2 separate regions of the Homo sapiens genome follow, and region 2 is linked to region 1. The links are chromatin loops, found by intact Hi-C in ENCODE. Cell type or tissue: Calu3. All regions are shown on one strand. Each heading gives the region's core, and the rest is flanking DNA. Links, peaks and the distances in the headings are about the cores only. Region 1 overlaps LOC105373430 (a long non-coding RNA gene). Region 2 holds the start of LOC105373433 (a long non-coding RNA gene).

Region 1 (16,508 bases), core at 8,545-11,044:
CCACCCCAGGACAGGGCAGGGCAGGCAGTCCCCAGAGGCACAAGGACATCCCACCAGCAATGTGAGGCTGGGAGGCCTGAGTCCTCTACAAATTTGGACAAGTCACTTCCCCTGAGATTCAACTTATTTATTTTAAGAAAAAATTTTAAGTAGACCCAGATTTTAACTAAGATGCCTTCTGTCTCCAGTTTTCTAAGATTAAGTTAAGGGTAGCAAATGCTCCAGGAGAAAAACAAATGTTCCTGCAAGGATAAGGAGAGGGGTTCCCGTCCAGCAGGTCTGGGAAGGGGCTGGGAAATCAGCGAGCAGGAGCTGGCCTCAAGGAGCGGCGAGGATGCCAACAGGTCATGGGTCCAGAGAGGATGTCTGGATACCTTCTCGTCAAAGAAAAGATTCCCACCACTTCTGCTGCTGCCAAAGGGGAGGGGAAGGGAAAACAGAGAGGCAGGGAGAGGGAAAGAGGCAGAAAGGGAGAATAAAAGGAGAAAAGGAAGAATAAAAGAAGACATCAAAAGAGGAAGAGGAGGAGCAGAAGCAACACCTAATAATAATGGTAATAATAATACCTACATAGTCCTGAATGGTTTAGAGAAGTTCTGCCCACACAGGCTCATTTAACTCAGCCCCATGCTGGGAAGCAGGGGTCGGCAGGTTCACCACCTTCACAGACTCAGAGTTGGCCTCAGAGTTGGGAATTGTGGTCTGATGGCAGTGAGCCTCCCATCATACAGCTGTGACCGCAAGCTCAGCATGCTGCCACCGTGCCAGGGGGTGTCCTGAGGAGCTCTGTGCAGGTGCCCTCAGCATGTTCCTGGCTGAACAGTCTCCGAAGGCAAGCAATCCAGAGGCAATCAAGGACACGCCTGTTGTATTCTGCCACAACCAGTGGGGAAGGTTCTCTCCTTGACTGAACTCCAGCCAGGCTTCACTGAGCCCTTTCTCAACAAGGCCTTACGCTTGACCTCTAAAGACTTAAACACAAACTTAGTTTCTCACAACTGAAGGCCATGTCCCTAGGATGACTCTAGCCCCGTTAAAATGATCAAGGCTGAGGAAACTCAAGGCTACCAAAATAATTCAGTGTGTTCTAGTTAACACCTAAAGATAGGTCCCTGCCTCCCAGCCCCGGCGAGAACAGAAGCCTAGACCCCGATGGGTTTCACATGGGCTCACCACCCTGCCTACCTTTTGTAATTTTCACTTCTGACTCTCCCGAGCCCTACTCACCACCTCCACACCACTGTCACCTCCCTCCCGTTTCGTCATGCCCCGTCACCTCTGTACAAATCATAGGTGAGTTCACTTCATGCTGGACTCTTCCCCCTGTCGCAATGGTCCATTACTGATGAAAATCTGCCCCTACCACTTTACCTAGAGTCTGGCTTTGTCTAACTTTGTCACACCTCAGGACCACTGCTTTCAGTTCTGGATACCATACTTCACGAGGAAAACTGTCTGCCTGAAACATTTCAGAGGATGGAGAGAGTATTTAAAGCCAGGTAGGTACCTTAAGGAAAAGTGCAGGGTCTTGGATCATTTGCGTTGAGAAGGAGAGTTGAGTGCTGTTGCAGAATTATCTAAAGGGCTATTGTATCAGCCAGCATCCCAGCTGGAAACATATGGCTTTATCAAACTGGGTTAATTAGAAGAAGGCTTGTCAGCAAAGGGACTATTTACAATGCTACAGGTGTGAGAGAGCCTAAGGACGAGGCAGTAACCTGGAGCCAGCAGCAGAGAAGCTGTACCATGGCCAGCCACAGCAGGACACACAGGAAGTTGTCATCAAAACCAGAAGAAAGTCATGGAGAGAGAAACTGTCCTTGAAGAAACAGTGACAGTCAGGGACAAAGCCAATCAGAGACAATGCAACCCACCACGGGACCCCAGGGAATACATGCAACTGGAATACTTCTCCTCCCTCCTTTCAGTCTCCTGCAAAGACACATCTTTGGCCAGGTCTAGCTGAAACTCAGAGTATATAGGACCCCAAGGACAAAGAATTCCATATGCGTCAGATTCCCAAGACAGAGGGGAGTGAAGAAGGATGAAAAGAAACCCTGGAGAGGCAAACAGAAGTTATCAGACACAGCCATCATGTGGGAGAACCAGATATGGGCATGAGACCCACAGGGAGAGTGGGAGAGGAGGAGGGAAAGAATCAGGGTGGAGGGGAGGGAAGAGGAGGGGAAGGAAGGGAAGAGGTGGGGAAGAGTAGGGGCACAGGGGGCGGAGGGGAAGGGCAGGGGCGGAGGGGGCGGAGGGGAAGGGTGGGGGCGGAGGGGAAGGGTGGGGGCGGAGGGGAAGGGTGGGGGCGGAGGTGAGGGGATGGGGGGGCGAGGGGACAGGGGGGCAGGGTGCTGGAGGCGGGGCAGGACACCGGAGTGGGGAGGAGGGGAGCGGACGGTGGGGGGAGAGAGGGGAGCGGACGGTGGGGGGAGGGGGGTATGGGGTCGTAGGGACGGGGACAGAGGGACAGGGATGGAGGGAAAGAGAAAGAGTAACAGTCAAAGAGAGTTGAACTAGGAAAGAATAAGGTTGCATAAAGAGTACTGGCTCCCCACCATTGAATTTCAAGTCAAGGTTAGAAGATGACCGAGTTAGGAATGCTCTAGAGGAAATCCAATGTTAGATTGGTTTAAATGACTTATAAAGTTGCTTCTAACTTGATATCCCAACATCTTATAAAAAAGGAGATTAAAAAGGTTTGTTGTTGTTGTTAAACAATTGAGATTTCCTCCAATCTCAATCTCCTCCCATATTAAATATCTGCATTCAGCTTGCCTGAGAGATCATAGAAAATGCTTACTAAGTATGGCACCAGAGTTAAATTTCCGATTAGGCCGAATTTTGTAGTCACTTGAGATTTTTTAAGAAACCTGTCCTGTTTATTGTGACAACAGAATGACCTTGACAAGGAAAGGAAATATTTTCTAATCCAAACAACTTCAGAAGACCACGTTCTTTATCACCTCAAGAAGCATCACATTTGCTCCTGAAATTTGATTCATAATTTCCCCACGGTCTCTCTCAAATGGAGTCACACATTACAAATGAGAGAGCATCTAAGAACTAACTACAAACTTTGTTAACTTTTATGCTTTTGCCTTATAGTTTACCAAATAATGTTTTCTCCTCCCACTTACCAAGAGCTATGGTCAAAGTTAATTAAAATCTAGGGTAGCTGATGCTTCCATTTCCTGAATGGCAATGGAAATGATTCAAAGAAGGTTAGCAGTTACATAATTACTCATAGTATATTTTATATACCAGAGGCATCTCTTGTGGGCTTTGTATTAAGTGAATAATAGCAATGTTGTTTTGACTGAATAATATTTCAGTTAACTCCATGGCCGCTAAGTAGTTTACACTTAGAAAACCAAGAAGACCATTTGGAAATGTGTGCATTGAAATCTCCCATACGTGGTTGCACAATATGCTTTTCATTATTGCACAATGTCGTCAAGAATGGAACTAATAAAGCTGATATTTCATGGTGCAGGGTGCAGACTAGCAGTTTGATGTAATGTTTCAGCTCACAGTTTCTTGTATACAAGGAACGGATTAAACTGTTCAACTGCAGACAAAGACCACCCAATGTTTAGCTGCTCAGGTGAGGTATAAAAAATTGGCTCACCGCTATTTTCTCCCAGAATGAATGTAACTGATTGACCTATCTCCAAAACAAGCTGACAAAGTCGTAAATTGATGAATTCAGTTCCTGTTCTGGGAAAACTATGAATTAATTCAGTTATGTTCAGTAAGCCAAAATGTTGTAGTCATTAGGAAGTTTTTTAAGAGCAGTGGTTTTGATGTCTTTGTTCCTGCATTGTCAGTGGTAAGTGGAAGGCTTGGTGTTGCGATAGATCCACGTGACAGTGCATTAGCAGAGAGCTGTTCACGCACAGGCATGCCGTGTGGGACAGCAAAACGAACCCTCTCTGTGTCCCTGGAAAAATTATCAACATGTGACTCTCAATGCCAGAATTTCACCCAATCACTAAGAAATCCTCATCCCTCACATAACCTCTCCTACCCAGCATGGGCTTTTTAAGTCCTAAGCTGAATGGGCACCACCTATCTCTTCTCTGCATTCATGTAGCAAAATCCACTTTCATTTGTACATTTGTTCAGAAATCATTTTTGCTCTGTGCAGGAGGTTTCACAGACCAAATCTCATCTCATCCACATACCAAATCTGCCATGCAGGGATATTACTCCCATTTTTATGGTTATTTGCCTTATTTTCACTCACTTCTAGTGGTGTTGGTCCATGTGTTTGCTAATGCAGCTGAGCGTAGGAGAGAGGTTTGCCCAAGGTCACCAGGTTAGTAAGTCAAAGCTGATGTCAAACTCCAGGTCTGTCTCAATGCGTGTTCTTTGATCAGCTCCTGTACCAAACTATTTTGTATTTGGTCAGACACTGCAGCCTCCTCAGTACTGTAGCTGCATCCATTTTCTCTTAGTCTCCAACAACAATCATTTTGGATACATAACAGACACTGTCCACCATGTTTACACAATACAAATAGCTCATTCTCGCTGCGTACTTACTATGGGCTGGCACTGTTCCAGGTGCTTTCCAGGTTCTTTACACCCTGTTCAATTCTCACAACAATCAAGAGGAAAGTTACTAGTGTTATCTTCATTTGACAGATGGGAAAAATGAGGCACAGAGGGGTTAAGTAACTTCCTGAAAGCCACAGAGCTAGGAAGTAGCAAAGTTGAGATGCAAACCCAGGCTGTCTGTCTCTAGTTTGTGTTTTGGACTTCTGCACTAAACTGTTTCAGGGGTTCCTCTATCAACATAAGGAGGCTTTATTGATATAAGCAATCATTATTTATCATTCTTTACTAAATGTCTCCTGCATGCCAGCCTTGGACAGGTCCTGGGAACCCAAGGGTTAATAAGACAATGTGGTCCTTCTACAATAGTGGAAGAAACAAGCACTAAACGACAAAGAGCTATGAAGGAAAACACACAGTAAGCAAAAATGAGGATGGAGAGTGGAGGACAAGGCTCCTTTCAGCCTCAGCGGTCAGAAAATGCTTCCTGGGTTTTTTGGTTTTTTGTTTGTTTGTTTTTGTGACAGGGTCTGTCATCCAGGCTGGAGTGCAGTGGCACTATCACAGCTCACTGCAGCCTTGACCTCCTGGGCTCAAGCGATCCTCCCTCCTCAGCCTCCTGAGTAGCTAGAACTACAGGTACACACAACCATACCCAGCTAATTATTTTTTGTAGAGACGGGGGTCTTGCTATGTTACCTAGGCTGGTCTCAAACTCCTGACCTCCCACCTTGGCCTCTAAAGTGCTGGGATTCAGTCATGAGCCACCATAACTGGCCTCTCTGGATCTAATTTGATGAGATTCAGCACTGCCAAAAAACAGAACTTACAGGTGGGAACGAAACAGTTTCCCTCCTTCAAAGATCATTTTCTCAGCCTAAGTTTGCATCTCTACTCACATACCCTTGCCAGGTATGTGGCTCCAAATAAGTTACTTAACTTCTCCAAGAAACCATTTTCCCATCTATAAAAGAGGAGTGAGAACAATAATCACCTCATAGATTGCTGTGATCATTAGAAGTAATGTAGAGAAAGCATGGAGCAGATCCCTTGCCACATGGCAGGTCCTGGGCCAACGCTTGTCCTTGCCTTTCTTTCTCCTCTTCAGCCTGATCAGCTGCATCAGGGCTGGAGCCTGGTATCCTGGAGCAGGTATGGAGGGAGTGTTACAGCCCAGCCACCCTCATACCTGGATCTTCTTGGCCAGGCACATGACATGCTCATAAGTCTCTAAAGTAAAACAGATCTGAGGCCGGGCACAGTGGCTTATGCCTGTAATCCCAGCAATTTTGGAGGTCGAGGCAGGAGGATCACCTGAGGTCAGGAGTTTGAGACCAACCTGGCCAACATGGTGAAATCCCCCCCTACCCCAAGTCTCTACTAAAAATACAAAAATTAGCCAGGTCTGGTGGCGGCAGGTGCCTGTAATCCCAGCTACTTAGGAGGCTAAGGCAGGAGAATCACTCAAACCTGGGAGACGGAGGTTGCAGTGAGCCAAGATTGTGCCATTGTACTCCAGTCCGGTCAGCAAGAGCAAAATTCCATCTCAAAAAAAAAGAAATGTAAAGCCGATCTGAGTGTCAGCTGTGAATCACTACTGTGTAGGCCAGGTGGACAAAATAAAGCCATTGATTTTTTGGTAACTGCTCTCAAGTCTATCAGTCAGAATAAGGTGGGTTTTGCTGATATAATGAGAAACAATCCCAAATGCCCAAGACTTCAGACAAGAAAGGTTTATTGCTCACTTGTGCTACACGTCATCATAACCGACAGAGCCTCCTTCTTCAGGGACCCAGGCTGAGGGAGGCTCTAATCCTTGTCTCTGCAATGGCTGAGATTACAGAAAGCAAAATGGCCCATCAAACACTAGTTTTTGAGGCTTCTGTCCACACGCTACAGTCCATGACAGGTCACATGTACCTAATTTCAAGGGAGTAGGAAGTTGCAATTTTACCGAGTGCCTGGAAGAACAAGAAATACTCTGAGAACAGCACCCATGAGAACTACCAGGAGTTTGTAGAGACGCTGTGCCACAGCCGAGCTGGAGAGGGGAAATCCCACCTCAGGAGGAAACCATCCCCTTCTGAGCAATGTCAGTGTGGCTGCCCAGCAGGTTCCCTCTCCCCTTTGGGGAAGCACCTCACATTATCCACAGCTTCTCAAACATCTCCCCAAAAGCAGCCCTAACAGTAAAAGGAGAATTCAGAGCACCCGGCAATTTAAGTGCCAAAGAGACCTTCCACTGGTGAGCAATTTCACAAAGCCTTGTTTTACCCTATAGTTCATGTGGATCTGCAGCCTACTCCATTGTGTGTTACTGTGAGTTTTAATATCAAAATCAATGCTTCTGCAAGGTGTGCGGTGCTTGTGTTTTTCCCTCATTGCTAACCCATCACTTCATGTTTCTGGAAAATCTCAGTAACAGATCCCTGACATTCCAAAACATTATTCCTGAAATTTTCACAAATTGCCACAATCCCTAATTCCATCACTTTCTTACTTAGGTTGCTTTTCTTTTTCTAGATAAAAATGCTATCTGCCATTCACTCAGAGCCTCGTGTGTGTCAACAACTTGGCCTGCGTTGCCTCATTCCAGACATACCAGTTTTCCAGGAAAGGGACAGCAGGACTGGGGTCTCTCCTAATGATTAGGAAGTAGAAACTCAGGGAGATTCAATGACTTGTCAAAAGCCACACAGCAAGTAGCAGAGAAGCAATTTGAACCCAGTTCCAAGCAGCTCTGAATCCTTGCCTTTTCCACTGTAATCATATTCCCTCTTAGCTTCAGCTAAGAAATCAAACTCAGGTCTCCATCAACGCAAAAGCGAACCTCAGGCACCAGTTGTTTTCATCATTGGTGCAAGATTTTGGTTCTCTTTCAGGAGCAAGCTTCATCGAAAAATAAAGTTTTACTACTTTGCAAGTAGTGTTACAGGAGTCACTACAAAGCAGGTGCCACACGAAGATAGCCTTGATCACTCACTACAAAGTAGCTCCTTGTCACCCGACAGCCTCATAGCCACTGGGATTCTAATTCACAACTTGGAAAGACACAGACCACTATGGGTCATGGGCCTTTGGGGTTCCTGGTGACGACTCAAATCAGATTGTAAAATACAGAAAGAAGAGTCTCCACCCACCTCAGGGTCTGGATGACAGGAGGAAAGGTCCACTAAGAAGAAAAGCCATGGGTACGAAAGTGGCGCAGTTTCCTTGATGCGCTTAGAGCTAAACTCCAAGGCTCCACAGGCCCATGCTGATCAGCCTCGTGCCCAGTAAACAGGATCCTGAAGGCATTTACCCAGGCCCAGCTGGGAGAAAACATCACAATAGAGAATCAGCTCCACCTGTCAACTCTGGTTTCAAAGACAGCCTTTCCAAACCTTGTTCTCAGTGGCAGAGCCATTATGTTTTACATTATTTAAGAGATGGGTCAAGAATGAAATTGTAAGCATAAAAGTAATGAATGTTACAAAACAAAAAATTAAAAAATACATTTGACAATAGAAAATGCTAAATTCCTATGTGTCGAAAAAAATCCCCAAACAAAATTATAAGGCCAATGACAACCTAAAGGGGAAAACATTTCTAATGTATAGGATAACATGTCAATGACTTCAACACAGGGTCATCATACAAATCAACTTAAAATATATGTCCTTTGTCTGAGGAAGAGAACATTTGCAGAAGGATAAACGGTCAAGAAGTATTTCTAAAATGTTTATCCTTACTGGCAACCAGAAACACAAATTAAATAAAGGTACTGCTTTTTACCTAATTGATCTTTATTTTTTTAAGATAATACTTAGTGCCCTTGAGAGTACCATAATGTAGGCCCTTTCCCTCGGTGCTGTGGGAGAGTAAATTCCAGGAAAGCAATTTAGCAATACATATCAAAAGCCCTACTAATGTTATCTCCTTTGATCCTGTAATTGACTTCTGGGAATCTGTCCTAGGAAAATCATCAGAAATGTGGAGAAAAATTTTTATTCCGGAATATTCACTATAATGTTATTTGTTATAATCGAAAGAAAGAAAGAAAAAGAAAGAAAGAGAAAGAAAGAAAAATGAAACCAACCTAAATGGCAAAAATATAAGTAAAAAGGCAGGGTAGGGTTAAATAAAATATGGTGGGGAGAAATGATAGAGTATTAAAAAGTACCATATTTTCAAGAATTATTTGAATGACATGTGGAAATGTTCAAAATATAGTCAATCAAAAAGACAGACTCTAATACCACTGTTTTAAAAGAAAATATTACTGAAACATATATACACACAGTCATACACTCACTAAAATGCTCATAAAACAGATAAGGAAATAAGCCACTAACAGTGATTGTCTCTGGTGTGTTACGGGTAATTTGTTTTCCTTCTTTATATTTTTCTGTATTTTCCAAATTTTCAAAACTAACATTTATATACATGAATACACACAAACATACTTTTACAATTAAGAAAACACTTTTTGAAAACAATGTGGTAGACTGAAAATTTTGCCACATATTATTTACTTCCCCATATCCATGCCCTTGGGCACTTGGGCAGTGGCACACCACACTGAGCTTGGCCTCTTGACTTGTTTTGGCCAGTGGATTGTGAGCAGTTGTAATGCAAACAAAGGTTTGATGGCACTTACCTGTGGGAGCTTGTCTTAACTTGCTGCTTTTGGAATCCTCCTACCAACCCCTGTGTGAAAGAGCCTGGGCTGATCTGCTGGACGATGACAGATATATGGCCGAGTTCCCTCACTGCCCCAGCCCTAAGCTGACTAACAGAGCTGCCTAGCCAACCAGCAGCTGAACACAGACACAAGAATGATCACAGCTAGATGAGCAGAAAACCACCCAGCTGACCCCAACCCCAAACTGGCAACACACAAATTATAAAATAAATACATTGTTGTTGTTTTAATTCACAACATTTTGGGGGCAGTTTGTTATGCAACAAGAACTAAATTATATAAGGAAAAATGTACTCTAGTAGTAAAGTGGAAAAATCCTGGGTTTCTCCTTTGGGTACATTATTTAACCTGTGACTCCATTCTGTTATCTATAATGTGGGAATAAGACTGCTTGCTTCACTGGGAAGTTGGAAGAATCAAATGAGTTAATGTACATGAAGGCAGCTGACACACAGTAAGGCTAAATAAATATGACATGAATCTGAATTACTCTTGTCAGTAATTATTGGGAAGAAAGAAGCATTTAAAAATCTTAAGAAGAGAGGAATCAAAATATCTCCATCTCCACAGCTTAGGAGTAGGTTAAAAATATGATATTAGTATTTTTAGAATTTTATTATGAACAATGAATAAAGGATAAATCCCTGGGCTAGAATTTGGGGGCTTGAGTTTTATGTCCTGTTATGGACTAAGTGTTGTATTAATTCAAAATTGATATGTTAAAATATAATCCCCAATGTGATAGTATTTAGAAGTGGAGCCTTTGGGATGTAATTAGGTCATGAGGGTGGAAACTTCATGAAAGGGATTAGTGCACGGTATTAGCCCATTTTCATGCTGCTGGTAAAGTCATACCCCAGACAGGGTAATTTATAAAGAAAAAGAGGTTTAATGTACTCACAGCTCCACGTGGCTTGGGAGGCCTCACAATCATAGCAGAAGGTGAAAAGCGTGTCTTACATGGCAGCAGTTAAGAGAGAATGAGAGCTAAGTGAAAGGGGAAACCCATTATAAAACCATCAGATCTCATAAGACTCATTCACTACAAGAACAGTATTGGGGAAACTCCCCCAACGATTCGATTCAGGTATCTCCCACCAGGTCCCTCCCACAACACGTGGGAATTACGAAAGCTACAATTCAAGATAAGATTTGGGTGGAGACACAGCCAAAGCATATCATGCCATTATAAGTGGCCAGAGAACTAATTCACTCTCTTTTCTCCACGTGAGTAACAATGAGAAGTCAGCAGTCCACAACCCAGAAGAGGGCCCTCATCAGAACCCAACTGTGCTGGCGCTTTGATCTCAGACTTTCATCCTCTAGAACTGTGAGAAGTGCACTTTTGTTGAAACCACCCTGTCTATGGTACTTTGTTACAGCAGCCCAAATGGACTAAGACATATCCTACTTCTGCCATTGACTTGGAATATGACATAGGGTGTTTTTCCTATTCCAACTTAATAGGAACTTATTTCCTTAGTGGTGGTCTCTGGGGTCTGAGTCAATTGCCACAGAGCCAGAGAAGAATTGAATGCAGAAGTATTTGAGATCTAAGCTTAAAGCCCAGTCTCCTCCTCTGGATGTTCACATAGTCATGCCCATCTGCTTCTCCTGCCACTCACAGCCCACTCCACCCTATTTGCTCAGCACTCCAGCCAAACGAAACAGCTGGCTATTCTCAGGCAGGAGGCACGACGATTGTACCTTACTTATGCCATCGCCTCTGCTTGGGACACCCTTTTGCACAGTCAGACTCCTACACAGAGCTTCAAGACTTGCCCTGGGAAGACTCTTCTGACCCCTCAGATAAAATAAGTATCTCTTTCTCTCGTGTTCCCACGACCTATTTATCTTAGGTCAGGTTTTCTAGAAGCAAAGGCTAAGACAGGGATCCTTGTGCAAGTGATTTATTAAGGGAGTTCTCCTGGGAGAACCCTTAAGGAGAGGGAAGCAGAATAGGCCAGTGGGAAAAGCCAAGCAAAGATGCAGGCTCAGCTGAAGTCCACGTGGAGGCCGAACAAACCCTCAGAGTCGGCCCACCTGAGGCAAGTTGTGTCTGGCCTTCTGTGCCCCCTGCTATCAGTCAACCACAGCTGGAAGCCATCCCCAGACAAAGGACATGACCTTCCAGGCATTTCCAAAGCAGCACCCGTTACCCAAGACGATTCAAAGGGAAGGGCGCAGCTGTAGGCCGGGTGAGCCATCAGGTAAAAGGGCGCTGGGGGCACCGGCACTGTCACTTATCATCCGCCCCTCACACCTGCGCTTCACAGGCAGTTCACTCCATTAAGCACAGCGTGTTCTGGATTCTGGTTGATCACAATTTCTGGAGAAACATAAAAGAGCAAGGATGTTAGGATGAACTGCCGCCTCCACTGCTGAGTGGGTCCCAAGTTTGTCTCCGAAACTCACCATTTCCCTTTTCCACCAGCGATACAACATTTCCCTCCCCAGCAGCTGGGAGGTCTGCTGAGCTATGTGGATTTTCCTGAGGGAGATGGTACCCAGATCTTCACCTGGGGCAGCGGGGTGCAGGGAGGGTCTAGCCCCCGGGTTTCTTGTTCTTATTAGGCCATAGCTGCGGAACCTTTCCATTTCCTCTTAGAATTGAGTGTGGGAGTGCCGGGGGTGCCCAAGGGATCACCTGATGCCCAACACATTTCCTCCTGCCCCCACTGTGAAGCATTATGAAAGCAGCAGCTCACTGTTTCCTCGTGATGAGCACGGTTCATTACTCTTTTTTGTTTGTTTCTTTCTTTCTTTTTGAGACAGAGTCTTACTCTGTCACCCAGGCTGGAATGCAATGGCGCAATCTTGGCTCACTGCAACCTCCATCTCCCAGGTTCAAGCAATTCTCCTGCCTCAGCCTCCCGAGTAGCTGGGAATACAGGTACCCACCACCACGCCCAGCTAACTTTTTAGTAGAGACGAGGTTTCACTATGTTGGCCAGGCTGGTCTCAAACTCCTGACCTCAGGTGATCCACCTGCCTCGGCCTCCCAAAGTGCTAGGATTGCAGGCATGAGCTACCATACCTGGCTGGGTTCATTACTCCTACCGAGGTAGTAACTCCTTTCCTTGCCCAGTGATCTATTGGCACATGAACCCAAAATGACCGGGCAGCAACTGCAGCTTTACGTTTAGTGGGCTCTTTACTGTATTCCCTGATGGTATTAATAATTATTTCCCCTCCGGGCACCAAGAGCTTTAGATCCTCAGAGCCTAAAATTGCAGAGACAGACACAAATCCCCACGTGATTGCTCGGGGTGATGGGGAGCAGAGCCACTGCTGCTTCCATTTCGGGGTTCCTGGACCCACCCCTTCCATCTATTCTGCAGCAGGGCTCACTCCAGGGACTACACCTGCTCTGTCTTCTCACTCCCCTTTGCGCAGACTTTGAGAGCAGGGTTCATTTGTATTGCTCTGTGTACATACACTCACTCCCACTGCCCTGCATCAGTAAGGCCACTGATGGAGGAGAAAGGTGCTTTCACATGCCACATATGCCACACCTCTGAGTGGTATGGCTCATTTTCCTCAAGCAAAATATCAGGACCATGGTCCTAATACCTAACACCAGGATGATGGGTCAGGATGTTAAATTGGAGCCAACTCAGGATATCTACAAAAGCAAAATGGCTACTCAATTTGGGTAAAGAGCTGGCAAAGTTAAAAAATATCATAAGCAGTCTATATGTGGTCAGGAAGAAGGGGGACACCGAAGACCAGGATATATAAAGGCTCTGATCCTGGCGGAAATTCAACTTTGGAAATTAGGCTCATTTCTCTGCCAGGCCAGGCTCCCCTTATTTGGAAATCAGGGCAGCGAGATTGTCACCTGGGGTCACAGCAATGCACCAGGTCTCTGTCCCAAGGACCACAGTCTGTCCAGGCTCTGGGAGTGGAGGATGGGCTGGGCAGGGTGTGTGTATGGAATGTGCTAGACAATGGCCAGCTCCCTGGCCACAGCCAACCCTGAATATCCTGCCTTGGCCAGAAGGGTCCTGGAGAGGAAGCAGACACCGAACAATTGGGAAAGGTCTAAAAACCGCAGGAGTCGGCTGAATACAGCCAAGAGGCTGCCCAGTGATGCAATTCATGGGAGACAAAAAAAAAGAAAGAAAGAAAAGGAAAAAAAAAAAAAAAAGAAAGAAAAAAGAGCCCTCCAATCCTACCCAGGAGCATTCATCATTCAGCGTGACCTTCCAGGAATCTGCTGACAGACACAAAGTGTTTTGTGTAACTTTCTGCCTGGGACCTGGAATGACTGACGTGTCCCAGAGAAGGGGCGGAAGGGAGCTGGATGGTGGGGAGACTGGGGGAGGCGGGCAGCCTCGGTTCCCTGCAGGGGATTGTTGGGCACCATCTGCTGGTGGCAAGGGGAACGACACCCCACCTCTGACCCAACAAAGGAAAGCAATGTCTTGGGAAGCAAGTACTGAGGGAGGGCGTCGGGGAGAGGAACACAAACACACTTCTCACCTGCTGAGCCAGAGGCTTCCACAGGTACCTTCTGGTTAGGAAAGAGTTGCTATGCCCATCTTACAGATGGGAAACTGAGGTTCAGGGAGGTGATTAATTTCACCAAGGGTAAGAATGGACGAATTTGTTGCCATTGAATAACCATTCCTTGTTCTGAACTCATTCACAGAGGCTGGAATAGTTCCTGGAACATAAATGCTGGCTGAGTGAATGGCTGAATATGGCTTGAGAAGTAACTTGTGTTTTTGTACTATGCCTGTCTGAACCCAACAAAATAGGAAAAAGTCAATGCAAACCGAGAGTGGTGGCTGCGATTGCAGATGGCTCTCCGGAAACGCCCAGTGCATGACATCCTCCCCGCCTCCTGTTTCATCTGACAAGATTACAAACTACTTCAAAGCCTAGGGTAGGTTTTACTCCTTGTTGACCTCAACCTAGCATTTAGCTGTCCTGGAGGGGCCACAGAAGGAAGAAAGACGATGGAGCTGCATAGGCAGGCACCAGATTTCAAAGAGTCTCAAACCGGTGCAAGGTGACAGGTGACAGGCTACCACTGAAGTTCTGAAGAACCCTTTGCTATTGTGACAGCTTTTCGCCAGCCACCCAGTTGTTTCATGTCTCAGTGGAGGACCCTTATCTTCTCAAAGGTCTAGTGATATTCAGGTACATCAAGCCTTTTCATGCTGAATTCTACCAACATGTCCATCCATCCCGTCCTAATCCCACCCCCCGACACACACACACACACACACACACACACACACATCCTTCCCCCAAACACAGAAACATACCTACACACCAACACTCCTACACACAGGCAAAAACTTCACCAGTCATCAACTGTTACACAGTAAACATCAACATCTCTAAACGCTGAGATAGGTAACATCTTTGAATCCTTGCAATTAATTCCTCCATTATCCATTATTCCTCCATTCTCTCTGACTGGGATGAACATCGCCCTCGGGCAAACTCCCGTTCAACCGTCAAGGCCTATATCCAACATCACCCCACTCTTTGAAACCTTTCCCTACCCCATCACCATTTAGTGTTCCCTTCTCTGACTACCCGGGGAATATGTTTGGAGTTGACAATAACACTTAAAGCATTGTCTTCATGTGTGCATGCTGTTGATGTAAGTAGTAAGAGTTCATTGAATGAATAAATGAACAAATGAACACAGTTTCTTAAAATCCTCTAAGAAAAAGAAAAGGAATTGAGCCAGCTGGAAAGGGAACCTGGCCATCACCAGCCGCTGCAATTCTAGCTTTGGACCCAGGCAGCTCTCAGCCCCTTGGCCTGACCTGGCACCTTTCCACAGATGTGACTGACTGCCCTTCTCAATGTGGGAGGGAAAAGGGAGGCCCCTAACTAATGGAGGGAAATGCACAACTAGTCATCGAGAAAAATTACCTTCAAAAAACAGCAGCATGTCAGAAGCTTTGAGAGCTGAAAGTTTCAACATCCAGCAAATCTCCCCAGACACTTTTAGGCCAGCATTGAACACTCATTTCTTGTTCTCAGGCTCTGACCTGTCTTGGTATTTACCTAGAAAAGATGACTTCCAGACTGCCTGAGAGACATGCACCGTGACTATTGATTAAATGAATGATTTTTAGATGAGAGCATGAAAATAGCCAAAAACCAGTAGTCAATCCACTCATCCAAGATTTTCAGCCTTGTCCCGAGCCCCTAAGTTCTGGATTGGAATGATCCCTCCAGGAAGAAGAAGGACACCAACATTTACTGAGCATCTACTATGCCTCTGCCACTGTAGCTGCACAGCTCGGCTTCAGGGTAGATGTTATCCTTTCCTGACAGATTAGGAAAGAAGCTCAGAGAGGTGAAGTAATGTGCCCAAGGGTACTCAGCTTGTCTGTGGGGCAGCAGGGCTCACTCCGAGGGCATCGAGGCCAGTGCCCTGCCCACTCCACAGCCTCTCCCTGCACACTGAGGGGGCTAGAGACCAGGTAGGAGAGACTACTCACTTCCTTGGGTTATTTTTCTCTAAATTACCCCTTCTCGACTCCTCATCCCATGTGGGAATGATATCAACTCTGAAAAGGGTTTGAGAGAAACTTCTATCTACTGAGAGAGAAACAGCAGAAAGGACAGCAGAACTGGAACCCATTGTTATTCATTCAACAGGCACGTGTGCTGCAAGCCCACTGTGGGCCAGGTGTGGACCGGTGGAGAGTTGATGCAAGGCCTGCCTCCAGCGGGGCTCTGCCCATCCCATCCTTGGCACAGCATGGGAGAACCAACACAGCCCACTCCTTAACTGGGGAACATAATACTAACTAAGCTTGCAACTAGACATGCCACCAGATTTAAGTAGAGCTTGGCAAAGGCAGAAAAGCCAGAAGATCGTATCTTGCTGGCTGTGAAACTAAGTTTCAGGCTAGCAAACCCTTGCTCAGCCTTCCAGAACAGTATTACCATGAAGCGTTCAGAAACACTCATTGCAAAAGCCAAAAATCACCTTATTTGGGGAACATAGAGGCAAGGAAAAATGCTGAGTGTGGATCTTATAGAGAGAATAACTGGCACATCCAAACAGCAAGACCTTCCCTCTGGGAGAGCAGAATCCCCATCAGCAGCAGAGATATTTGCACCTTTATTTCCCATTTATTTATTCATTAACAAAAATGCATAGAGTGACTACCAGGTCCCAGGCCCTGTCCTAGGCACTGGAGCTGCAGCAGGGACAAAATGGACCAAATGTCTCAGCCACACATGGCTCACATGCCAGTGGGAGAAGACAGGTAAAACCAGG
Region 2 (16,508 bases), core at 7,427-9,926, 240 kb before region 1:
GGCATGTCTCTATTCTGCATTCATTGTACTCTCATACATATATGAATGATATGTATGAGCCATGTGGCTTCTAGCTGGGTTCATGTTTCATCAGATCCTTAAAGGATTCCCCAAATTTATGGGTGTATCTCACCCATGCATGAAGATCTTCATGGGGCAAAGGTGTCCAGCAAGCCCCAAAGCGTCCCAGGGCTGTAAGTACCTGCCCATCTTTCATTTAAGGGTCACCCAACCTCATCTTCTGAATGTCAAGGAGTCTTCTTCTTGCCTATACCAAGGCTTGGTCTTGGCTTGGCTGGGTTTGCAGGTGAAATTTCTCCAGCACAGCAGCTATTCAGAATAGATGTCATCAAATCTGAGAATCACAGGACTGCAAGGCCAGTGGCCACTGGGCTTCCCTTCATGTGCTGCTGATGGTTTCCTCCTAGAGGCTCCTCCACAAGGTCCAGCTCTACCAGGAGCTGACATTTGCCTTATGCTTCCCATCTTGGGAGAAGGGAGCCTGTATGGAGGTAGCAACATTCTCTCGACTCTTGACCAGCTCAACTGTTGGACGATTGTTCTTAATGCTGAGTTGAAATCCATCTGCTGGCAATCTGGATTTGTTGGTCTTAGTTTTAAGGGACATACAGAATGTGCTGACTTCCTCTTCAACACGACATGTTTATTTATCTGATTAACCCTAGAACTGTGAGGTCCTCAAGGGTGGAGATGATGTCTGATTTGTGTTGGAACCCCCACAATCAGCACAATGCCTAATCTATAACAAGCACTCAATAAATGTTGGCTAATTAATGGTATGCAAATGATACATGAGATTAATAAATGTATTCCTGATAAATTATGCTATGTGAATGTAAAAGCAACATTTGTAAGAAGCATTTATGTCTGATAACATCTTTTCATCTTACCTTTCATGACTATTTTTTGACTATACATAAAAAATTCTCAATAGTAAAATTTTTTCATCTTTCAGCTAAGAACTTCCCCTATAAGTAGCCCCAATTCAGACTGAAATTTTCCATTTGGGAGGGAGAAGACATGATATTCTCAGAGCCCATTTTCCTTCACAACATGGGTCAGTGTCTCAAATTAGCACTTTCTCACCTGGGAAGAAAACTAGACTCTGAGGAAATGGAACAGAGGGCAAAGCCATTTGCCCAGATAAATGGAGGTGAGAGATGCCCAGAGGAGGTGACCTTCCTTCATTACCTCTTTGTCATGCCTTTCCTGTGTTCCCCAGAGAACAGGCTTCTCCCTTCTCTGTGCCAACATATTATCTTTCAGCTACTCCCCTCCATGCGGCCACCTTTCCTGCCACATGCTAATGATCTGCCATAAGTCAGTCTCCTACAGCAGAGGAGTGAGCTCCTTAAGTGCAGGGCACTCTCTGTGTCTGGTTTATCTTTGTGTCCTTAGCCCAGCTCAGGGCCTGGCATACTAAATAGCAAACTAGATTCTCCCTGTGCATGCACTTAGAATTAATTTATGCCCTGCCAAAAGCAGCCAACCATGGCTGTGTGTCTGCCCTTCAGAAGTGAGAATGTTTGCCAGGTGCTCCCAAGGGCAGGTTCTTATTTCTTTGTAATATTTCCACAAATGAAGAAATTTTCATTCCCAATAAGTATATCCCCATTGACTGCCAGGGCTTGCAGTTTTGCCTTCTCCTTTTGAAAACTGCACACCCACTACTTCATTCAGAGGGCCTGGAAGACATCAGCTTGACCATTTGCACACATTAAGCAAAGCCATGCAAATCACATCATGTCACTTTGCTTCTTTGACTCTCCCACTTGAAATAACATCCAAACTCCTGACTGGGGCCCACAAGGCCCAGCACGATCTGTCCCTGCGTCCTTCCCAGCTTCATCTCCTGCTACCTTGGCCTTCTGCTCACGAAGCCCCAGGCACATTTAGCCTCTGCTGGTTCCTAGAACATGCCAAGCTTCCTCCTGCCTCAAAGGCTTGTTGCTTGCTGGTCCCTCAGCTGGGAATCTCTCTCCCTGGCATTTCCAGTGGCCAACTCTTCTCATCGGTCAAATGGGAGATTAAATATCACCTTTCCTGAAAGGGCTTCCCCCATGCCACCCCATTCTTACTGAAGTAGAATCTGCCTCATTGTTCTCTAGAGCGATGTCTAGAACATTGCCAATTCTTTTGCAGCGCCAATTTCAATAGGAATTGTTCTGTATAGTCATTCATTCATTACTTGCTGTCCTTTGATGATGTCAACCATGTCTGCCTGACATTCTGTCACCTCCAACACCATACATCATAACAGAATAATGCAAGAAAGCAATTTCTGAGTGCTTGTCAAGGGCCCAGAACTCTCCTGTGCTCTTTACAGGCATTGCCTCTTGGGGGATATTTACCATCCCCACTTTACAAATGCGAAAACAGGGCATCAGTGACTTGCTTAAAGTCACACAGTAAGTGTCATACTTAGGATTTGAATCCCTATTGTCTGACTTCAGCATCAATGATAATATGATTACAACCCAAAGCCATACAGTATGCAATAAATACATTTCAAATAAATCAATATTTAAAGCAATAATGGCAGACCTTATAATTGCCATGATTGTATGTTGCTAGAAGACTGGAATCATGTCACGTATCCCTTTGGTGTTTTCCAGCACCCATCACAATGCTGCAATGGAACAACTGAATTGAAGTTTGCAGAAAGTGGGACTGTAGTAACAACTCGACCCATGGCAGTTGTCCTGAGTATAATGATGTTAAGCTTTTAACATGGATCAAATCCCATAGTGTGCAGCATATGGAGTATTTCAAGATTATTAGGCCAACTCCTTTCTTTACAGACTCGTTTGCTCTCAAGACCATATCCTTGCTTAGCCTGGCACACCCGGGTCTCCACGACCTGCCCTTGCCCCATCTCCAACTTTTTCCCCACTTCAGCTCCCCTAGCAGTCCTGGTGTCAATGGCCTGTTGACTTTGTTTTGTCATGAAGCTTGGGCTTTAACTTTCCCAGTGGAGAAGCTACTGAGGAGTTTTATTTCGGGATGTGGCATGGTTTGATCAGGTGAATTTAGGTGGAATACTGCAGACTAGATTGGAACTCATAGCCTGGGCCACCATCACGGGTGCACAGCACTTACAGGTATATAATAAATCACTGTGAAAGGAAGAAAACAGAGAAGGAATTGCCCTTGGAAGAAGTCAGCTGAGTGATGATGAGTAATCAGCTGAAGAACATGGTCTTTGATTTCTGGTTACAAATATAAGAGCATCCTAAATGAGGCAGATTAAAAATTAATAATTTGGAGGATGTTCTTCAGGTTGTACAATTTCTCTGTTAACCTACTTAGCACGTCACCAGGCAAAACCAGAGAAAAATAAGACGGAGCTCCCAACATCAAGGAATTCACAGGACAGAGCTGACCTAAGAAAACCCGTGGCCCAGTCAGGAGGAAAAGGAGAAGGCAAGGGAAACACAGCCCTACCCTGGTGCCGAAGAGCCCTGAGTTCCAGTCGTGCCTGGGACTCCTTCATAACCTGCCTGGGGTTTACCAGTGGAAAGCCACAAAGCCAGCTGAACCTGAACCTCAGACTCCAAACCTGTGCTCTTTACAACAGGAATAAATCAGCCTCCCTGATCCTCCCCCATCACCCACCTCATAGGACTGTGTGAGAGCCAGAAAAATCTCTAAAGAGCTATGCATCACATAAGTATTTCTGTACAAACCTCAAGGCTTAGAAATGAACTACCTGTAGCTCCCAGAGCAGAACCCTTTGGCAACGTCACATTTTCCTTCTCATGTGTTCTCAATATTTAAATCAACCCCTTGAGAGGCTCATGTAGCAAATGGGCTGTATTTAGTGGGCCCAGAGACTCTAGTGTCATCCTCTACCCTCCTTTTCCCTTTTCCTCTCTGTTGCTCTCCCTGTTTGTGCAAACCACCTAAAATGATTTCTATGCTTTACCAGAAATAGAATGTTAAACACTATTTTATTCATTACCAATAATAGCCTGTTTTTTGGTTTTGCTTTGTGTTTTTTGTGGTTTGTTTGTTTTTGCTTTTTTTTTTTTTTTTTTTTACTATGAAACCAGCATGCACTTAAAAACAGTGTGGTGGGCCTTCGTTTTCTCTCATATCAAATAATTCCTAAGGCTTCCTCTGGCTCTGACACTGTGTGCTTTTTCCTATTCTAAACATGCGTACGGAGTTCATTACCCCTGCCATGGTTTGCACTGTTTTAAGAGTCCTGCTCTAAACAGATAGCAGCATTCTCATTGACCGTGTTCAATTCTTTCACTGTTTTTCAGTTTGCACATACACTAAGGGAAGTGAGGAAGCAGGTGATAGTATGGTTCCTGCCCTTGAGATACAGGGATAATGAGATCTCTCATAGACCTGCAGATGTTCATATCATTTCAGATCCCAGAACAGGCATCCTCCCTTCACTCCACGTCACAGGGATGTATATGCTCCCAGGTACCATGGCACTGTTAAGAGGTCGCTCTGATTATAGATCTTACAGAACTCATATTTCATCCTAAAGAATGTAGAGCTTTTGTAGTTTCTAATGTCCAGGCAGAGAAAAGGATATTTAAGGACTCTGAAATAACATGGCAGGAAATTGAGATTCACTTACTGCATATAAAGTGATCGAAAAATCCCCTCTTTCACTATCTCTTTTCCTCTTGGGTCTGTGGTTCACAAACTGCAGAGCATAAATCGTGAAGCAAACCATGCTGGAATATCAATAAACCCACATCGACCCGAGGCAGGAACTCAGCTTGCAGTGTGGGGATGTTTTTTTTTTTTTAGACATTGGTTGGCAGCCAGGTTGATGAAAGGAGAAACCAAAGAGAATAACAGCTTTGCAGCAGCAAAAAAGAGAGTTAGAATTCAGGAAATGTAAGCCATGTGCCTCTCTGTAAATTCATGAGGAATGAAATCTCACTGGTGGGGTGGGGAACAGTATAAATAATAAAAACACCAACACTATCCCAGACAAAGGCTACAAACCCCAAGTCTGTGTAGTCCCCAAATGTCATGAGTTGAATTGTGTCCATCCCCACCCACCCCAACCCCTAGCAAAATCCATATGCTGAGGTCCTAAAGCTCAGCACATCAGAATGTGACCATATTTGGAAACAGAGTCTTTACAGAGGTAAACAAGCAAAAGCAAGGTCATTAGGGTGGGTCCTCATCCCATCTATGGGACTGGTGTCCTTATACAAAGGTGGAATTTGGACACAGACATGCAAAGCATGAAGTTGATGCATGCAAACAAGCCCACACTGGTGTGAGCATGGCTGGGGCCCCAGAGGAGGGTAGACGTGGACCAGGGGCAAGAGTGATAAACTAGAAACAGCTTGAGTTGCTGGAAAACCAAGTGTGCTGTAGACAAGAGCTCAGCATGAAACCGGACCCGCCAGCAGGCCCCAGATTGTGGAGAGCTTTTAGGTCCAGCTTGATTGATTTAAGACCACCTGGCTGGTGAGTAGCAGAGATAAGACTTAGGTCTTCTTTCTCCCAATCCAGTGCTAACTCTACTAAGTCATAATAATGGCTAACATGTATTAGTAGTGATAATAAGATACTGAGCACGTTAAATCATTCAATCTTTACAAGCACCCAATAAAATAGATATTATTATTACTAATTCCACTTTTCCAATAAAAACTCTGAGACTTAAATGGGAAGTTTAAGTATTGCTCAAAGACACACAGCTGGTAAGTGAGTATCAGTTTTCTTTTTCTTTTTTTTTTTTTTTTGAGACGGAAGTTTCGCTCTTTTTTGCCCAGGCTGGAGAGCAATGGTGCGATCTCGGTTCACTGCAACCTCCGCTCCCCGGGTTCAAGCGATTCTCCTGCCTCAGCCTCCTGAGTAGCTGGGACTACAGGCATGTGTCACCATGTCCAGCTAACTTTTTGTGAGTTATTAGTAGACACGGGGTTTCACCATGTTGGCCAGGCTGGTCTTGAACTCCTGATCTCAGGTGATCCACCGGCCTCGGCCTCTCAAAGTGCTGGGATTACAGATGTGACCCACCGCACCTGGCCAAGTATCAGTTTTCTTAACCATTGTCACTGTCTTATGGTTCTTCTGTGTTGTCTTCTGTGGCATGAGTATGTACAGGAAAAAAAGATCGGCTTATATAATGCATTTGAGATGGGAAAATTCAAGTACGTGTGATTGTGCAAGTTATACGGTTATATTTATTGAAAAGAGTACCCTTTTATCCATTTATTTCTCAATATGGTAAAATTTGACATGAATTTCAGGGATGCTTAATATTTGTCTTCAATGGAGACAGCAAAACAGAGCCCAGGGTGACTTTTCTCTTGCTTTGCCTGTCTATGTCTCATGATGGTGTCCTGAGGAGCATTTTGGTCAAATACGATTAATGTGCTGATGCATTTATTCCTGAGAATCTCAAATATATCTATTGTGAGACCATCTAGAAGAAGAGTCTCTTACGAAGAAAATGTGGTTTAAGAAAAGGAAAATGAACCCTCAACCCTTATCTGGACTAATAAGCAATTATTTGTCAGAAAAGTTAGGGTTGGGCAGAAGAATTACCCTTGAATGCTACCATGAGCTCTAACTCCCTGCAGTTCTACATCAGTGTTTTGACAGAATGCATGAAAATACTGTGTTGGAATATGACTTCCAAAGAATTGAGGAAAAGTAAAGTCCACCCATCTCTGCTCTTAATGCAGTGCTGAGTATGTGTGTGTTCCACCCTTGATGCTATGTTAGGAAGAGAACACGAGACAGGAGGCTGCTTTCTTGATGCAGAGCCAGGCTGAGAAAAGTAAATACCAGAATGTGTACGATGTCAGATGGGCAGAGGCCCAGCAGAGAATGGAGCAAAGGAAACTATAAGGGCAGCAACCTCAAGGCTGGGGAGTTCAGCATGCAAAGAAGATCGACCTGGCATTGGTGCTTAAGGTATGTTCACTAGTGCTGAGCTTGGAGCCAGGGGGAAAAGAGGCTGTGGTGGTCCCCTGAGAGTGTGTGGATTACGTGTCGGCCAGGGCCAGTGCTGGATCTCCACAAAGGGCAGGGCTAGAGAAAGTTGCAGAAGGCTTCAGAGGGAGCAGTGTCCTCATGGTTAAAGCACAACTGAAGTTAAGGTTCCCACATTCAAATCCAAGCTCGAGTTTGGGCAATTACACCACCTTACAGGCCTCAGCTTCCTCATCTGTAAGTTTATGATAAATCATAGTCCTGATTTGATGGGGATTTGTGAACAGCAAGTAAAATAATTTCTATAAAACACTTAGCACAGCCCCTATCCTAGAGTTAATGCATGACAGATATTAGCAATGATTATTATTATTTGAAGAGCTGACATCTGAGCTGGGCTGTGAAAGACGAGTATTTTGCTAGGTGGAAAAGGGTGGGGGAGGACATTCCAAGGAGCGAGATTAACATTGGAATCGATTTTCCAGGCCAAGAAGAAAAATACCTCCTTTGTGAAAAGTTCCTTTTTAGCCTGACTATTAGAAAAAGCAAGCGAAGAATTTCATATGGGAAATGGGATCTGAAACTCCACCTTTCATTCTGAAATCCAGGAGATATAAGTTTGCATTTTATTATTCCCAGTGGGTTGGTCTTTTTTTCTTAACCTCCATTTCCACTTCCCCTCAAAGTACTTTGCTAAAGCATTTTGCTCTCACACCAAGAAATGAATAAGTTGTTTTGGAGCATATAGGGATGTTGGTAAATGAAAACACAAAAGCTTTTTAAGTTGATCAGCCCCATCGGTCATTGGTTGGTCAAACATGTATTGGGTTTTTTCTCCATGCCAGGCACTATTCTCAGTTAGAGGATATAAAGGTACTTACATCATTATCGCTGCCTTTGAGGGGCTCTGACTAGTGAGGAAGAAGACGAGGTAACCAAACAATTATGATTTCAAAGGACAGAGGAAACAGCGAGGTTCCCAGCAAAGACAAGCATAGCATGGAGGGCCAAGGGAAATGTTACATGATAACTAAAATCAAAATTAACCTCTTAAAATTCCTCTCTGGAAAGAACGCTGGAGTTCAGCTGACTATATAAGACATAGGTTGTTCTCCAAGTCCCACCTGGTGAGTATGATGAAGTGTGCATGACTCGGCCCCGTATATAAGCTCTAGAAAGCTTCTTTCCCATTGATAACCACATTTGTTACAGGAACCTTTTCCTCCCACTGGTGTTTCACACTTTCAATTTCCTCCTTCTGAAAGAAAAAGTTTAATCAGGGTTGAATTAAATTAGAAATGTTAATGCTGGGATTATTACCTCTGCTTTCGGAAGAATTATCTTTAATAACGTATTTCATTCATCAGCCCTGAATGCAGTTTTGAACCTACCACCTCCTGATGTAGTGGAAGCAGGGTGGAGCTGGGTTTCCAGGGCAGATTGTGGCTTTCAGGCTTTATCAGGCATTGAAGGCTCGTGTCCCACATGGAAGGCAGCGTCCAGTCACTGCTCATTCAGTGTCAGCATGCAATGTACAGCTGCACAGCTGCGCGGGGATTCTTGGAACTCAATGAAGATGACTCACAGGGCTGGGGGTAGGAAGGACGGCCCCTTGGGGTGCTGGGGAAGCCCGAGGGAAGCAAGTTTAGTCAGACCTCCTGGGCTGCCTCCCTGGGAACAAGTCATCGGAGACAACATTTTTCTTTTCTTTCTTTTTTATTTTTTGAGATGGAGTTTTGCTCTTGTGGCCCAGGCTGGAGTGCAATGGCGCAATCTTGGCTCACTGCAACCTCGGCCTCCTGAGCTCAAGCCATTCTCCTGCCTCAGCCTCCCGAGTAGCTGGGATTACAGGCATGCGCCAACACACCTGGCTAATTTTTATATTTTTAGAAGAGATGGGGTTTTGCCATGTTGGTCAGGCTAGTCTCAAACTCCTGATCTCAAGTGATTCACCCACCTCGGCCTCCCAAAGCGCTGGGATTACAGGCATGAGCTACCGCGCCGAGCCGGAGACAACATTTTTCTATCCCAGTCTTGCTGGCTCTTCCAGGGAGGAAGCCGGGATGTAGCCGGTACAAGCCCTCGAGGCAGAACCAGGCAGACTTCCACCCTCCACCCCACCAGCTCTGACATTTTCTACGTGTACCTTGCCTAAATCTCTAAAGCTATAGGTTTCCCACTGTAAAACCGGTTAGCAAAACCTGCCCTGTAGAGTTGTAATGATAATAAATATAGAAACACTTCCGTGACTGCCAGAAAAACTAAAAGTAAAATCATAAATGCCTAGCCGAAGTCATTATGAGTTCCTTTCTCTCTCACTGATAGATTGTGAGCAGGACACACGCTCACGTGTTTGGATGCTCCGTGTCCTAACACAGCAGGGGTGTTAGCTGAACAAGTGATGAATAGTTGTGTTGCAGGAATGTCTATGTAGGAGGCTCAAGTGTCTCATCTATGGCCTGTGGTACACCATTTTTATTTTCACTCCCAGCACCAGAGAACCAGCACCTGAGAAAGGCAGAGAATAGAACTCAGCATTACCGACCTGGAGTCGGGAGCTCCAGATCTGCAACTCATTTCACCTCCTTGGGCCTCAACTCCCACTTTCTACAGGGGGAAGTTTGGGCTTGTGAAGATCTTAGATACCTTCCAGCTCTACGTGCTCTATGGAAGAAAGCCAGTATTTATTGAATGCCTACTATGCGCTCAAACCCGGGCAATGCTATGGGGCATTTGGCGACAATTCAGTGGACACGAAGCCTCTCGCCCATCCCTGATTCAGGTACCCAGTGCAGAATCACCCTTGGGGGCTCATCTGTACACTGTGGAACGGGATGCCGGGCTGGTGGGAAGGCAAGAGGTGTGGCTGGTAGCTGGAGATAGGCATGGCAGTGCCCTAAGTTGCACGGTGGTACCTCTAGGAGACTGTAGTATCTCCTCTCACACCACAAGTATCCAGGAGTCAGAGGGAATGTGATGTTAAATAACAAATAATAAACACCATGACAGACAGAGACAGTGGAAAAAAACAAAAAGCTTTATATTCCAGTGCCTTTACCAGCACATTTTTCCCTCGTTTTTGAACAAGGATTCCCCACATTTGCAACAAGCCCTGCAAACTAGGTAGTCATTGGGCCTGCCGAAGACTGCATAACATGAATCCAATCATGAGAAAAGATCAGACAAACCCAGCTGAAGGACCTTCAATCAAATCTCTCTCCTGCGAACTTCCAAGTCTCAAAGTGTGGGAGGTGAAGGAACGACTTCAGAACTGTTCCCAGTTGAAGAAGACAGAGCTAGACACAACAGGTATTTCCGAACTGAATCCATTTGCAATAAATCATACATTGGGAAAAATTGGCAAAACTTGAATGGTGTCTGAAGTTTAGATGATACCAATTCATTAATGCTAATTTTTTTGATGGCTAGATTGTATTTTTATAAGAGAATGCCTTGGTTTGTAGAAAACACAGTAAAATATTCCAATAGCATTGGGCATCATTATTTGGCTCTTTCAAATATTGGCAAATTATTTGACAACGTTTTAGAGAAAAATTGTTTTGTATTTTATCTGAAACTTTTCTGTAACATTGAAATTGTTTCAAAAAAAATTTTAAGAAAAAATATCAAGCCATGTTTAAAAAAAAAAAAAAAAGAAATGGCAAGCAAATTGAAACAAATGCACAGAGCAGAGAGGTTACATGGTGTGCCTAAAATTACTGTTGTCAGGGTCAGGAGCTGGGGCATCCACACGAGCCTCCTCTGTTCGAAGCCCTGGATTCTCTATCCTCTCCCGCTCTCTTGTTCAGAACACAAGGACTACGCTTCAAACTCCTGGCCTTGGCAGGCTGGCTAGAAATGGTTTGTTTCTCTGCTTACTGACCTTGTCTGACTTTCCAGACAACACTCTAGATGGTTTCTCTCTCGACTTTACAGGCTTAAATGTATCAGGTGCTTGAGAATCAAGTTTTGGCCACTGGACACCATGACCCGGTAGAGTTCTTATCATTCCATTTCTAGAAAGTGATGGAGAAGCTGTAACAGAGTCCAATATATTTGGCCAAGGGTGCTAAGCAAGAAAATAAAATGACACAAATACAATTTAAAGGGCTCTGGACTCAAGACATGTGGAAAGAGGTGGATACAGAATTACAATTGTTTAAAGTAAATAGTGGAGCAGTACAGGCCCCGATGTAGAAGCATAAAGGAATTCATAATCATGCATCAGAAGCCTTTTCAGACGAGACAGCTTTTGAGATTTTTGAAACCTGAATAGGTAACTTGATATCAATTAAAATATAGTCATATATAAAAGTTCTTAGTTGTACCAAAAGCAGAAAGATTTTGCTGTGTTGCTAGAAAAGTTTATAGTCTGCAGTTCATATATACATACGTACATTTGGCACATCATTAGCAGTGTCACTGAGACATACGACACTGTACAATGTGGCCCCTGCCTTCCATAAGCTCCTATTCTAAGGAGGGATACAGAGAATTAAGCCAATTGAACAAGAGAACAGAGTGAAGTACCCTGGGAAAGATGCATGGACAGAATGCAGATACAGAGAAGGAAACGGACGCCAACCAAGGAGATCAAGATACAGTTTCCTTCTAAACACATGGAAACACGGACAACCTGCTAACTTAGTATTTTACTGAATTACAATACACTGTCAGATAATATAATAGAAGTTGCACTCACACAGACTTGGGTTCCCGTCACAGCTCCTGTACGGTTTTAACCAAAATAGTTAACCTATTTTAGCCTCAGTTTCCTCAACTATAAACTAAGAAAAACTAGACGTACCTCCTAAGAGAGTAGATCTTAAATGTTCTTATGCACACACACACACACACACACACACACACACAGTGAGAAGTATGTGAGGTGATGGATATGTTAATCAGCTTGGTTTAATCAGTCCACAGGGTATCTATGTATTAAAACATCGCACTGAACAATATATACCATTCTGACTGGTCAATTATACCTTAATAAAGCTGGGGAAAAAATAAACTTACCTTATGAAATTAATTGAGATCATTGATGTGAAGTGCAATTCATTAGAAAATACTCAGTCAATTTTAGCATTACTTTTATTACCATTAATTATAATTTGTCTACCCATGAATTTTATTCAACATGAGAAGAAATGCTAGCTCACCAGTCACCACACAGTGTGCTGTGTCATCACGGCCACAGGAAGGGAAGGGTCATGTACGGCCTGCAGGATTCTGAGGGACATCTCAGTTGCACCCTTTCTCTGGAGCAAGATTACAGATATGATCCAAGTAATTTTGACAAGGGGTTGGACACAGCATCCAAAAAGCACCCAAAGGAATCCTTGTCTGACCAAAGTGAATCTTCACTGTCAGGCCACCTGACACAGAAAGCCTTCAATAAATTCTTACCAAGTGGATGAATGAATGAATAAATGAACAAGTGAGTGCATGCATGAGGAAGGATATGAACAACTCTTCTCCTTTCACATGAGTTTCCCAAACTGAACAAACCAGGCACTGGGAAATCTTTATGATTCTTCAGATTCAGACTCACCAGCACATACGAAGTCCTCTCGTGCCAAGCCCTGGGCTCCCATATGCTTCATCCTTGTTTACTTTCTCAACAACCCTTTGGATTAGGATGGTGTTGCGACCATTTTATGAGTTTGGAAATGGAAATCCAGGAAGGTTCCTGTCTTATCCAAGAGTTATCCTGCTGGTTTGCCAGAGTCTGAATCCAGTGATTGCATTCCTCATTTAATGACCCAGCTCTTATGAGGGCTGGGAACGTAAAGTCTTTCCACCAAAATGTGCCTCTCTTTTACTTTCAGTTTTCTCACTTAAAGCTCAACTCTCTACCAGTCACTCATTCTAGAAACCTAGGCAGCAACTGAGGCTCCATGTTTTCCCCCATTGCCTGTATTCCTAAAAATTACCAAGAAGCCCAGTTCCCCTTCCTAAAAATCTCACAGATTTCCCACCATCCTCAGTCCTTCATACTAGTCCCCTGGTGCAGCCCACTGTCTTCTATGATCTTGTCTAACTCAACAGTCTTCCGTGGGGTAGAGCCCTCCAGCCTCTGTCATCTCAAACCCATCCTTATAAACAGGCACAAGGCACAAGAGTCATTAGAGAACACGTGAATGACACCTCACCCTCCAGCTTTCCACTCTTCAGCCACTCCTCTTTTCTCATGAGAAAACCATGCCTGGCATATGAAGCCCATCAGTGTTTGAGTCTTTGCAATTTGTCCATCTTCATCCCCTACCATTGCTCTGCCCCCACCATCACTCAGAGCTTACAAAGTGCTCAGACCTTAATCCCAACACTTTAGGAGGCCAAGGCAGGAGGGTCACTTGAAGCCAGGAGTTCAAGACCAGCCTGGGCCTCACAGTGAGGCCCCATGTCTACAAAAAACTAATAATAAAAAGTTAGCCCAGCGTGGTGGTGGAAACCTGTAGTCCCAGATACTTGGGAGGCTGAGGTGGGAGGATCACTTGGGCCCCAGAGTTTGAGGCAGAAACGGGCTATGATCATCCCACTGCGTACCAGCCTGGGTGACAGAGTGAGACACTGTCTCTAAAAAAAAAAAAGGAAAAAGAATCTTTCTAACTGTCTTACATCTATTAACTCCTTCAATCTCATAACACAGCTATGATGGGGTTACTATATTAGATGTGAAATCTGTGAGAGAAGAACCAATGTGACCACGTCTTAAACAACTATTTATTCCCAATGCCCAGCATAGAGCCTGGATCATCATAGGTACATACTCAGTGAACCACTTGTTGGATGGATGGGGGATGTAGGGATGGATGGATGGATACAATAAGGGATAAAGACATCTAATGCTAATAATAAAAATAATCTAAAGTTAGCTGTTCCAGCAACACTGGGCTCAACTAATAAGAACTCCATACTCTTCCTCTCTCCCAATTTAAAATCTCTAAAATCAATCGTATTTTCAACATGCTGGTTGCAGGTACAAACATACTCTGGAAGAGAAAAATGATAAACTGATGGTGAGTGAATGTGAGATACCATTTGTTCTCTCCTTTCCCCAAACCCTTGTGAAGTCCTGCCAAGCAACCCAATGAGAAGACCAAGGTCATAAAGTCTCTCTCTGTGTCCAGTCATTTGCATTCAACTGAGACCAAGGAAACCTGACTTGCCATATAGAAATGCTGTTTCTGGAATCCTTCAGCTATTGAGCTGATTTGCATTATCCCTTCAACATGAACTGATTTTAAGTGGGAGAAAAATCAACTTCTGTTTTGCACTCTAATGGGAGGATAAAAGTTATACAACCATGAATTCCACTGATTAGAGATTCCTGCTCATTTTCTGCTGCCTGCTAGCCATTTGGTAGCATTTTAATTTAACTTTCCACTTGCATATTCTCCATTAATATTTATGAAATGATTACTAGCTTCGGCTTACTCTGTAAAAACTGGATTTGAAGCATTCGGCAAAATACATTTGCTAGTAGTTGTGAACAAATAATGCCATAACAAGCTGTTAGGAGGCTTTTATTTCTTAATGTAGCTTTTTTTTTCCCCCTGAAGCTAACATAACTAAAAAGCAGTGTGGGCCTAATCAGCAGGTAGAGATTCCAATAATTACACTAAGCATTGTATATTACAGGAATCCTTAGAACAAGTCCAATTTCTGGCTTTGAGTGGAATCTGTGGAGTCTTTAATCCCATTAGATAAAGTTTGGTTCCCACGACTTAGGTTAGCATCATAATAATAACTAGGATGTGTGACGATCATCATAGTTGGAAAAGTTCTTTTCCTCATACGTTTCTATTCTATCCTCACAGCAACCCCATGAGATGACTATTACTATCGTTTCTACTTTACAAATTTGAGGTTTTAGAGTAAGAAAGCCTAGGTAATATCGTTCATTTAATAGACACAGTCTGCATGACTGTCCTGCTCCAGGTCCTGTGCCCAGTTCTTGCATCTGGAGGGCACACATTCAAGTCCTTGCCACCTGGGAGCTCATAATCTGTGCAGAGAGGCACTCAAGTAAATAGATCATTGCCGTATAGCGAGGGACAAAAATGACCACCGTGGAGGTCTGTGCAAGGCACAGCATAAAACCAAAATGAGCTCATCAAAATGGTAACAGGAAGCCAGAAGGAGGGTATTAGAAAGTTTAGGAAGTTCTCACTCTCCCAAAGGAAAACAGAGAAGCTGAATGCTAAGCACAACTAGCAAATATAGTGCAGGGGTGTAGAGCATCGTGACCTACTCAGGGCCTGCTATGCTGCAGCAGTGAGGTGGGAGGGCTGCTTGGAGACGGAAGCCTGGACCAGATCACAGAGGGCTGTGTGCTGGATTCATGTTTTATTTTTCAGGTGAAAAAGCATTGCCAAAAAGATTTTAAGTAGGGCACTAAGGTGACAAGACATGTGGGCCAGATAAGTTGTTGAGCAACAAGGAATGACTAAATCAGAGAGTAGGTACCCAGAGGCAAGCAGACCAGGTAGAAGTTCAGGAAAGCAGTGACGAAGGCTTGACCTTGGCCACGGGGCAGCAACAGTGGGGATGTAAATCAGGCTGCAGGAAGTGGCAGAACCCTTTATTGAACCAAATGCCATGCTCTGCATACCATACCACACTATCTTTAAAGACAGGCTTTAGAAACTATCTCTATAAGCACAAAGAAACCAAGAGGGTAGCACCCAAGAATGATGAGCCCCCTCCATTGGAAATGGAAGTTGAATGTATTGCTTACTATATATGTATATACATATACATACACACACACACACACATATACACATATATACACATATATGTACACACAATAATATATACACTCTAATATATATAGTAATAAGGCAGAGTTACACATTTATATACACACACTAACATACACACATACATATATACACATATATGTACACACAATATATATACACTAATATATATGCACACTAATATATAACACACATACATATAGTAATAAGGCACAATATATATACGTACATATACACATGTATATATACACACACAATTATATATACACTAATATACACACACTATAATATATACTATATATACTTTATACATACTATATATAGTATGTGTATATTAGTATGTATGTATACTAGTGTATGTATATAGTATATATAGTAATAAGGCTGAGTTACACACTAATATGTATATACACACTAATATACACACATCTATACATATGTACACACAATAAGATATATATACACACTAATAAATATATACACACACTAATATATATAGTAATAAAGCAGAGTTACACACTAATATGTATACATTAATAAACACACACACAATATCCACACACTCTACTATCTCTCTGTATATTTATTTAGACAGTAGTAAGGCAGCATTACATTGATCAGGCTCAGTATCAACAGTATTCTGAGCCAGGCTGGCTCATGGCAAAATCAGAGAAAGTGAGCAGTTTGGCCTTCTTGCTTCCTTCCTCCCTGTCCAAATGATAGCATTTTCAGGGTTAGTGGCTTAAAATGTCATTTCTCCAAGATGTACTGTCATGAAGAATGTTTGAATAC

What was found. Peaks named below come from ENCODE experiments on the same cell type or tissue, not always from the same donor. Only the 100,000 strongest peaks of a DNase experiment are listed, where the experiment ranks them.
Region 2: it touches region 1 in a loop (2.4-fold over the local background); 3 of 110 quality-filtered maps call a loop at or near these places.

Annotation. Positions count from the first base shown.
Region 1 is chr2:11,860,918-11,877,425 of GRCh38, reverse strand. It overlaps LOC105373430 (a long non-coding RNA gene), which reads right to left. Exons shown (of 5, transcript XR_922803.3): 5 at 11,142-11,576. Among named protein-coding and RNA genes, the nearest start is that of MIR4262, 32 kb to the right of the region's middle. RefSeq lists enhancers at 970-1,019, 6,502-6,571, 13,894-13,943 and a silencer at 13,574-13,623. In Calu3, for the core only: no CTCF peak of the experiment used is centred there; no DNase peak of the experiment used is centred there.
Region 2 is chr2:12,098,513-12,115,020 of GRCh38, reverse strand. The region is part of intron 2 of MIR3681HG (MIR3681 host gene); the gene reads right to left. LOC105373433 (a long non-coding RNA gene) reads left to right here and starts at 5,315. Exons shown (of 4, transcript XR_922808.2): 1 at 5,315-5,469; 2 at 6,696-6,927; 3 at 9,437-9,727; 4 at 10,034-10,465. In Calu3, for the core only: no CTCF peak of the experiment used is centred there; a DNase peak (open chromatin) is centred at 8,530.